Linked DNA regions of Homo sapiens: region 1 is linked to region 2. Evidence: read pairs that join two places in POLR2A ChIA-PET (ENCODE). Cell type or tissue: MCF 10A. All regions are shown on one strand.

Region 1 (4,000 bases), 150 kb before region 2:
CTGCAGCTATGATGAGGGCATACAAATAAATAAAAGACTTGGTCATTTCCCTCAGACACATTCATTTTCATCTTTCTATAGTGGTTTCAGCATATTCACCTACAATTTATATGGTTCTCCACTCAAATAAACCTCCCCGAGCATCTGCCTTCCCTATTCTCCTTTCCCTTCCTTTCATAATGCTCAAAAAACATCTGCACACTTTTTATCCCACTTCTGCCTCAACTCAGCTGCATTTTTGCTATGTAGCCAATATCAAGACTTTAACCCATATCAATTCCAGTCAAAGTCTCCACCAAGCCCATTTCCGCAGAGGGCTGTGCTATTTTGCTCCCCAATCAACTCCCTCTCCAATAATCCATGTTAGATAAGTGAGGAAGAATAGAAATAATCTTTTCAATTTCCATTTTATAATAAGATATATATATAAACAAAAATGCTCTGTTGGTACCTGGGACACTGCGTATGGTGACGATGATACAAATGTGCACTTGCTCCAGCAGCATCATTTGCAGGAGTAATGCACAGCTATGTGGCCACCTACCTCAAGCCTCCTCTGTGCTGAAGAAAATCTTGCTAGGGGGTGTATCTCAAAAGGTGGTCTGAGGACCACTGCCATCTGGGGTCTTTGTATAAAAAGTGGGTTGCCAGGCCTAGCTAAATCAGGATTTCTGGGGTGGAGACGAGACCTGAGTTTTTTTTTTTTAGAATTTATTTTGGGGCGTTTTAGTGAAACTAAACTTAGTGAAGTTTGAGCATTCCATCTTTTTAGTTACCTATTGCTACATATCAACTCCTCCCCCCGACAACCCCAGTAGCTTTAGACAATGATTTCTTATTTATCATGATTCTGTGTGGGTTCACTAGCAGTTTCTCTTTTGGCATCTCCTGGGCTCACTCAAGCATCATCATTCTGGTAAAGGCACGGCTAGACTGGAAGGTCCAAAATAGCCTCATACATGTATTTGGCAATGCTGCTGGCTGTTAGCAGCAGAGCATCTCAGTTCTTCTTGTGACCTCTCATCCTCCAGTCAGCTGAAGCAGCTTCTCAGGGCAATGCTCCAAGACAGCAAAGGTGGAAGCTGCAAGCTTTCCTGAGGCCTAGGCTTGCTTGTACAACATCATTTCTGCCACATTTTGTTGGGTCAGAGCAAGCGAGATGGCCAGACCAAGTTCAAAGCAGAGAAAAAATAGATTTCATTTCTTGATAGATTCAGTCACAAAGCATTTTGTGGCTGTATTTATTTTTCCTGTACACCATAGTTCTTAATACTTAGTCCCTTCTCCATCATGTCTGCAGGGATTGTTGTGTTTATGAAACTTCTGGGATATGCTTTTTATGGGCTTTGCTTTGAAATGAAAATTTCTGTCAGTATTTGCTAGAAACAGGTTGTTTTGCTTTCCAGTCCTAAAACCAGGATTGTTAATATCATGGCTAATAGTTATTAAATATAAGGGTCCAACCTCCGTCGAAAAGATTCAGAAGCTCAAAAGAAAAAAAAAAAAAAAGAGTTGGTATCTAACTTCCATTTTGGACCTACTCAAAAACAACTATGGACTTATTTAAGAAAAAAATTATTAATACAACAGAATTGCACATATCCACAATTATTTTGTTCAGGTTTTTCCCATCAAAACCTTTTCAAATATGAAAAAATCAGAATTGGCTAAGTAAATTTAGTTTCCTCTTCTACCAGGCTTGCAAAGGGAGGGCTTCCACCCAAGCCACACCTACATCTCTGCTCCAAGAATTTGCTACTGTATACACAAGCTACATGGAATATTGAGAAAACTGATTTAAAATGTATTCTTGGAAAGTGGCCTCTGAGAGGACTTAAATAGCAGTTAATTCTTCAGAAAAATGCCAAACCCTGAGTGCCACCATGGGCAAGTCAGCTATCTCAGTCTTTCCTCCTAAAGTGAGCGTTGAATTTTATACTCTGTACCCAACTGACTTCAATCCATCTTTATTCTCTCTACCATTTTCATATTTAAATAAAACCTTTTGCTCTTATCAAAAATCACTTTTTAGGACAAGCTATGGTAAAAGAGGAAACCACGAAAATCTCATTTAATCAACTGAAAGAAAATATACAATTAATTTGCCTGTTGCCTTAAGTTGAAGTGTTTTAATACATTCTCCTGTATTTAACGTTTGCTTATATATTTTTTTCCCTTTTGGTTTATTCTAAGGCAAAAGTTTGCCAAGAACTATGTCCTCCTGAGTCAGCAAGTAAATTTCCCACTTAGATGAGTCACCAGCCTGGCTTCCCTAAGTCAGAGTCCTGTGTCTGGGCTAGATGAGAAACAACATTACAGGCAATCAGTCTAGACAGCTTAGGGGCAGCCACTTGGCCATTTATGGTATCATTTCCTTTTTTTTTTTCAACTAGGAGAGCCTAGAGAGCAAAGAGAGGCTCCTGGGAATATATGTAGGGTTGCCAAATTTAGCAGATAAAAATACAGGATGTCCAGTTAAATTTGTATTTCAAATCAACAATGAATACTTTTTTAGTATACATATGCCCTGTGCAATATTTGGAACATACTTTCACTAAAAATAAAAAAAAAAATCACTTATCTGAAATTCACATGTAATTGACTAGCCTATATTTTATCTGGCAACCCTACATATTTGGATCTCATCTCACATCAATCACCTTTTATCATGCTACAGAATGTCACAGATGAAAGTCTTTTCTCCTGCGTTTTAGAGAATGAAAGTTGAGTTATTTTTCTTTCATCTTTTATTAACTATGGAATTACTATCTAACATCAGAGAAAGAAAAAATGATCAGTGACAAGAATTCCTTAGAGCCATGCTTCTCAGACATGAATGTACATATAAACCAAACCACATGGGAACCTTGGAAAAATCCAGATTCTAATTCATCAGCCCGAGGTGAGGCCTGACATTCTGCATCTGTAAAAAGCTCTCAGGTAATAACAATGCCGCTGGTCCATGGACCATACTGGTCAGTAGCGAGGGTTTTAGTGTTTCTCACATTTCGCTGTACATTAGAAAAATCTGGGGAGCTTTTAAAACTCTTGATGCCCAGGCTGCATCTCACCTAATAAAATCCAAATCTCTGGGAGTGGGAGCCAGGTGTCAGTAATTTTTTTTTTAAAGCACCTCAGTTGTTTCCTATGCACAACCAATGTTAAGACCTGCTATCTTTGGCTGGGCAAGGTGGCTCACGCCTGTAATCCCAGCACTTTGGGAGGCCAAGGCAGGCAGATCACGAGGTCAGGAGATCAAGACCATCCTGGCTAACACAGTGAAACCCCATCTCTACTGAAAATACAAAAAATTAGCTGGGCGTGGTGGCGGGCGCCTGTAGTCCTAGCTACTCGGGAGGCTGAGGCAGGAGAATGGCGTGAACTTGGGAGGTGGAGCTTGCAGTGAGCTGAGATCGCGCCACTGCACTCCAGCCTGGGCCACAGAGTGAGACTCCGTCTCAAAAAAACAAAAAACAAAAAACAAAGAACAAAGACCTGCTATCTTTGGCCAACCAGTTCACTGCAACACTGGTTAATATTTATTGTTATCTCCTTAGTGGGAGGCAATCCCTTAAAAAAAAAAAAAAAGAGCACTCTGGTTGTTACATAGTAACTGTAATCTTTGTTTTAATTTTTTTTATTTTTAACTTTCGTGGATACATAGTATATATATATATTTATGGGATAAGTAACTATAATCTCCAGAGGCTGAAGTTGAAGGATCTCCACTGCAAGTCTTTTCAGTGTGTCCACTTTCAGTTATGCTTTCTAAGCAATTGAGAAAAGCAATAGATTTTTTTTTCTTTGCTTAAGCTCAGTGGCAAGAAAGCAATAGATTTTTATTATTTCAACTGTTATAATAAATATTTTTCACTAAATATTTTCCAAATTCAGAAATTTTATATCTGTGACACCAAGATTGTTGGAAAGTACTTTTTCCATGATTCTAAAATAATTTATTTTTCTTAATGTTTCTAATAGAAACCAAACAGCCACCACC
Region 2 (4,000 bases):
TGTCCAGCTTTGAGATCCCTGCATGTGGGGTAGAGTTTCTGGCATGCTGATCAATTCCCACTTTAAGCATCTGTGCCTCTGTGCCTCTGTGCCTCACTGTATGAAGGATTTATCTGGCACCATAGAAACTTACCATGCACAGTGACAACCTAGAAGAGTGAGAGAGAGCCTCAGCCAACAGGGGACCAGAGTCAGTGGATAAGATGCTTGAGGCTTTCCATCTACCAGTGAGATAAATATGAAGCATGTTTCATATGGTTCTCAGAGGGTTCACAGTGGGATTTAGCCCCAGTGCCCACAGTACTCTGCTCGTTAACGTACTGTTTATATTGGCCTTTCTCCATTCCCCATCTCACATATACTTCCTGGAATCACATCAAATAAACTGCACCTAAGGTCTTCTATCTAGGTCAGCTTTTGGGGGACCCAAAAGAAGACACATATCTAATATAGCTTATCTCACATTGCTTTAAACCTTTGTGCTTATGTCTATGTCTTCCACTAGATTATGAGACTCCTAAGGGACTATAGTAGGTAGAATTTTAGATGGCTCCTAAGATTCCTGCTTCCTGGTACACATGCTCTGAATAATCTCCCCTTGAGTGTGAGAAGGACTTTTGAATATGATATAGTCACTCTTTTGATTAGGCTACAATATATGGCAAAGATAATGATTGTTACTTTATACACAATTTAGCTGACTAAAGTCAGAGATTCCCCTGCTGACCTTGAAAAAGCAAGTCACCCTTCAGTATAATAATAATAAAATCAAAAAAAAAAAAAAAGAAAAAGCAAGTCACCATGAATTCAACAGGTGCAAAGAAATAAATTCTGTCAACAATCAAGTGACTTTGGAAGAGGTTCCTGAGCCTCAGATGAGACCCCAGCCTGGCCAACACTTTGAAGCCTTGTGAGAATGACCATCCAACTAAGCCTTGCCCTGACTCCTGACCCACGGAAACTGTGCGATAATAAATGTATATTGTTTTAAGCTATGACGTTTGGGATAATTTCTTACATCATAGACAACTATTGCAGCCATTTGTTATTCTTTTAAAAATTAATATGAACTATTTCAAATATATAGAAAGTAGTAAAGAATAGTATAAATAGTATCATGTATCCAGTATGAAGAAATAGGGTATTACAAGTAATGTTGAAAGTTGTTGTATAGCCTTTTCTAATTCTGCTTTCCTTAATTCTTCCTGAGATGCAACCCACTGTAATGAAGGTGTTGATTAGCATTTATGTGCATTTTTAGAACAGAAATTCGCTATATGTATGTATGTCTAAAAGCAACATATAATATCATTTATTTCTGTTTGATTTCTCCTCTATTAGAAATAGATTAAAATGCTTTCATTATCATTGTTTCCTGTTAATTTTTTTTGTATCATCGTCCAGTTTTACATTATGAATTTTAACATTTTGTTAGTTGCTGTGACAGAGACATTTAATATTACTGAATAAGCATGTGCGTCATCACATCTGTCAGCTCCCTAGCAGTTGGGTCATGCCATGTGACAAGTTCTGGCCAACTGGTTGGCAGTTGGCAACCAAGGAACTGTATGTTGAGATGATTGAGCCACAAGTTTGAAACTGCCAGGACTTCTGAGTCACCACATGGAAAACTGCTCGTCTGCAGAGTTATAAAATTTGGCTAGGACTTCATGTGAGTGAGAAATAAAGCCTTTGTTTGTGAAGCCAGTATAACTTATTATGTAGCATAGCCTACAATATTCTGTCTGATGTAGAAAAATACAAGTTCATGTTATTTTATGCTGATGTTATTGTGTTCCTTTAATAATTTATCCTTGTTAAACCCTTTGCCTCATATTTTACTTGATAATTTTTGATCATCCCATTATTTTCAACCTTCGTTTTATTTAAGACTTGTAACTAGGCTATAGCTGGGTGTATCTTAAAAATCAAATCTAATAGTTTTTTTCTTCTTTTAGGTATTTTAATCCATTTACATTTTTGGAATTACTAATAGATTTACTTAGACTTGTTTCTGTGGTTTTATTATTATCAAGATTTTAGTTCCAATTTTTAAAAAACAACCATCATTAGCTGTCATTTGATATTATAGTCAGTAGTTGGTACAATTTGTTAGCTTATTGTTAAAAAATTGTTTTCTGTATTTAGTGTTGTTTTATTCCAGCCCCTTATTTAAAAGGCTTTTCCCTCTGAGCTCATCATTGATCTGGATGAGGTGCATACTCTTTTAACAGTGTTTATTACATGTGTATGCGAAGGTCTGTAGATAATACGCTCCATTAAACTCTTTTGCATATGAAAATGTCTTTATTTCGCCTTTACCTTTGAATGATGTGTATAGCATTCAGTTATTTTTCTAAAATGTTTTGCTGATATTACTTTACAAACTTCTGGTAGCTATAATTGCTGTGGATAAGTCAGCTTTTAGCTGAACTGTCATTCCTTTGTAGATAGTCTTTAACTTATTCTGAGGTTTTTCTTTATCAGGAAGTTCTGAAATTTCACTATAATACATCTATTTTTTAACATCATATTTGAATTTAATTTTTGATCTGGGAGTTTCAGTTTTTAATTCTTGAATATTCTTAATCATTGCCTCTTCACCATTCCTTCCGTTTTTTTTTTTTTTTTTCTGAACCTCTCACTAAACACACCTGAGGTCACTCTCAAATCTGTTTTTCTTGTTCCTTGTTTGCTCTTTATTTTCATTATCTTTCCAAGTTCTGGGTGAATTCCCCACTACTAATTGTCTCTTTGTCTGAGTTTATTTTTAAGTTTGATTGCATTTTTTATTTCAATGACTATATTTCAACTTTGAAAGCATTTAATTAATTCTTTTTCATATCTATTTGGTTGTTTCAGCTGTATCTTATTTTGTTTTATAATTTGTTATTTTTGTATGAGATTATTTCTGTGTTAATCTCTGTGAATGCATTGTTTCACAGATAAAGGTTCTAAGAATTTATTTTCCTTGCAATAATTTATTTTGCAATTGTGGATTTTGTTTTCTATTTTCCTTAAATATTTCTTCATATGTTTTAGAATATTTTGAGGTTTTTTTTTTGAGATAGAAAGTATTTGTTCCTCTTTCTCTTTTTAAAATTCATTGAAGTTCACCTAACAAAATCAACCATTTTAACGTGAGCAATCCAGTGGTATTTAGTACATTCACCATGTTTTATAATCACCACCTCCATCTAGTTATATAACATTTCCACCTCTCCAAAAGATAATCTCATATCCATTAAGCATTTTATCCCCGTTTCCTCTCCTCTGAGTCCCTGACAATCATCAGTTTGCATTCTGTCTCTATACATACAGCTATTCTGAATATTTCATGCAAACAAAGGCATTACAAAATGTGACCTTTTGTGTCTGGCTTCTTTCACTTAGCATTATGTTTTTGAGGTTCATCAACGTTATAGTATGTATCAGTACTTCATTTCTTTTTATGTATGGGTAGTATTCCATTGTATGTACAGACCACAGTTTGTTTATCCATTCATCTGATGATGGACATCTGAGCTGTTTCCACCTTTTGGCTACTGCAAATAGTGCTTCTGTGAATAAACATGTGCATGCACTTGAGTACCTGTTTTCAATTCTTGGGTAAATACCTAGTTTACACCTGGGAGTGGAATTGTGGGGCATAGTAGGGTTTTTCCCTGCAATAAACTGTTATTTAAGAACAGTTCTAGATTTACATAAAATATATGAAGATTGATACAGAATCCCATATATGCCATATCCAGTTTCCAGGGTTACTAACATCTTACATTAGTATGGTACATTTGTTACAATTAATGACACAACATTGATATATACATATAAACTGAAGTCCATACTTTATTCAAATGTCCTAGTTAGGTTTTTACCTAATGCCTTTACTTTGCTCCAGAATCCCATGCAGTATATACCACATTATAGTTTGTCATCCTGTCCTTTAGGTTCCTCTTGGCTGTGACAGTTTTTTTTGAAGATTAATTGATTTCCTCATTTT

The links. ChIA-PET counts read pairs that join two places held together with the same protein. Peaks named below come from ENCODE experiments on the same cell type or tissue, not always from the same donor. Only the 100,000 strongest peaks of a DNase experiment are listed, where the experiment ranks them.
Region 1: POLR2A ChIA-PET joins it to region 2 with 5 read pairs; 3 of 35 experiments call an interaction of 5 or more read pairs at or near these places.

What each region holds. Positions count from the first base shown.
Region 1 is chr2:186,573,794-186,577,793 of GRCh38, reverse strand. It overlaps LOC124906105 (a long non-coding RNA gene), which reads left to right. Exons shown (of 2, transcript XR_007087465.1): 2 at 1-56. Among named protein-coding and RNA genes, the nearest start is that of ITGAV, 14 kb to the left of the region's middle. In MCF 10A, no CTCF peak of the experiment used is centred here; a DNase peak (open chromatin) is centred at 2,283.
Region 2 is chr2:186,420,001-186,424,000 of GRCh38, reverse strand. No RefSeq gene overlaps it. Among named protein-coding and RNA genes, the nearest start is that of ZC3H15, 64 kb to the left of the region's middle. In MCF 10A, no CTCF peak of the experiment used is centred here; a DNase peak (open chromatin) is centred at 1,570.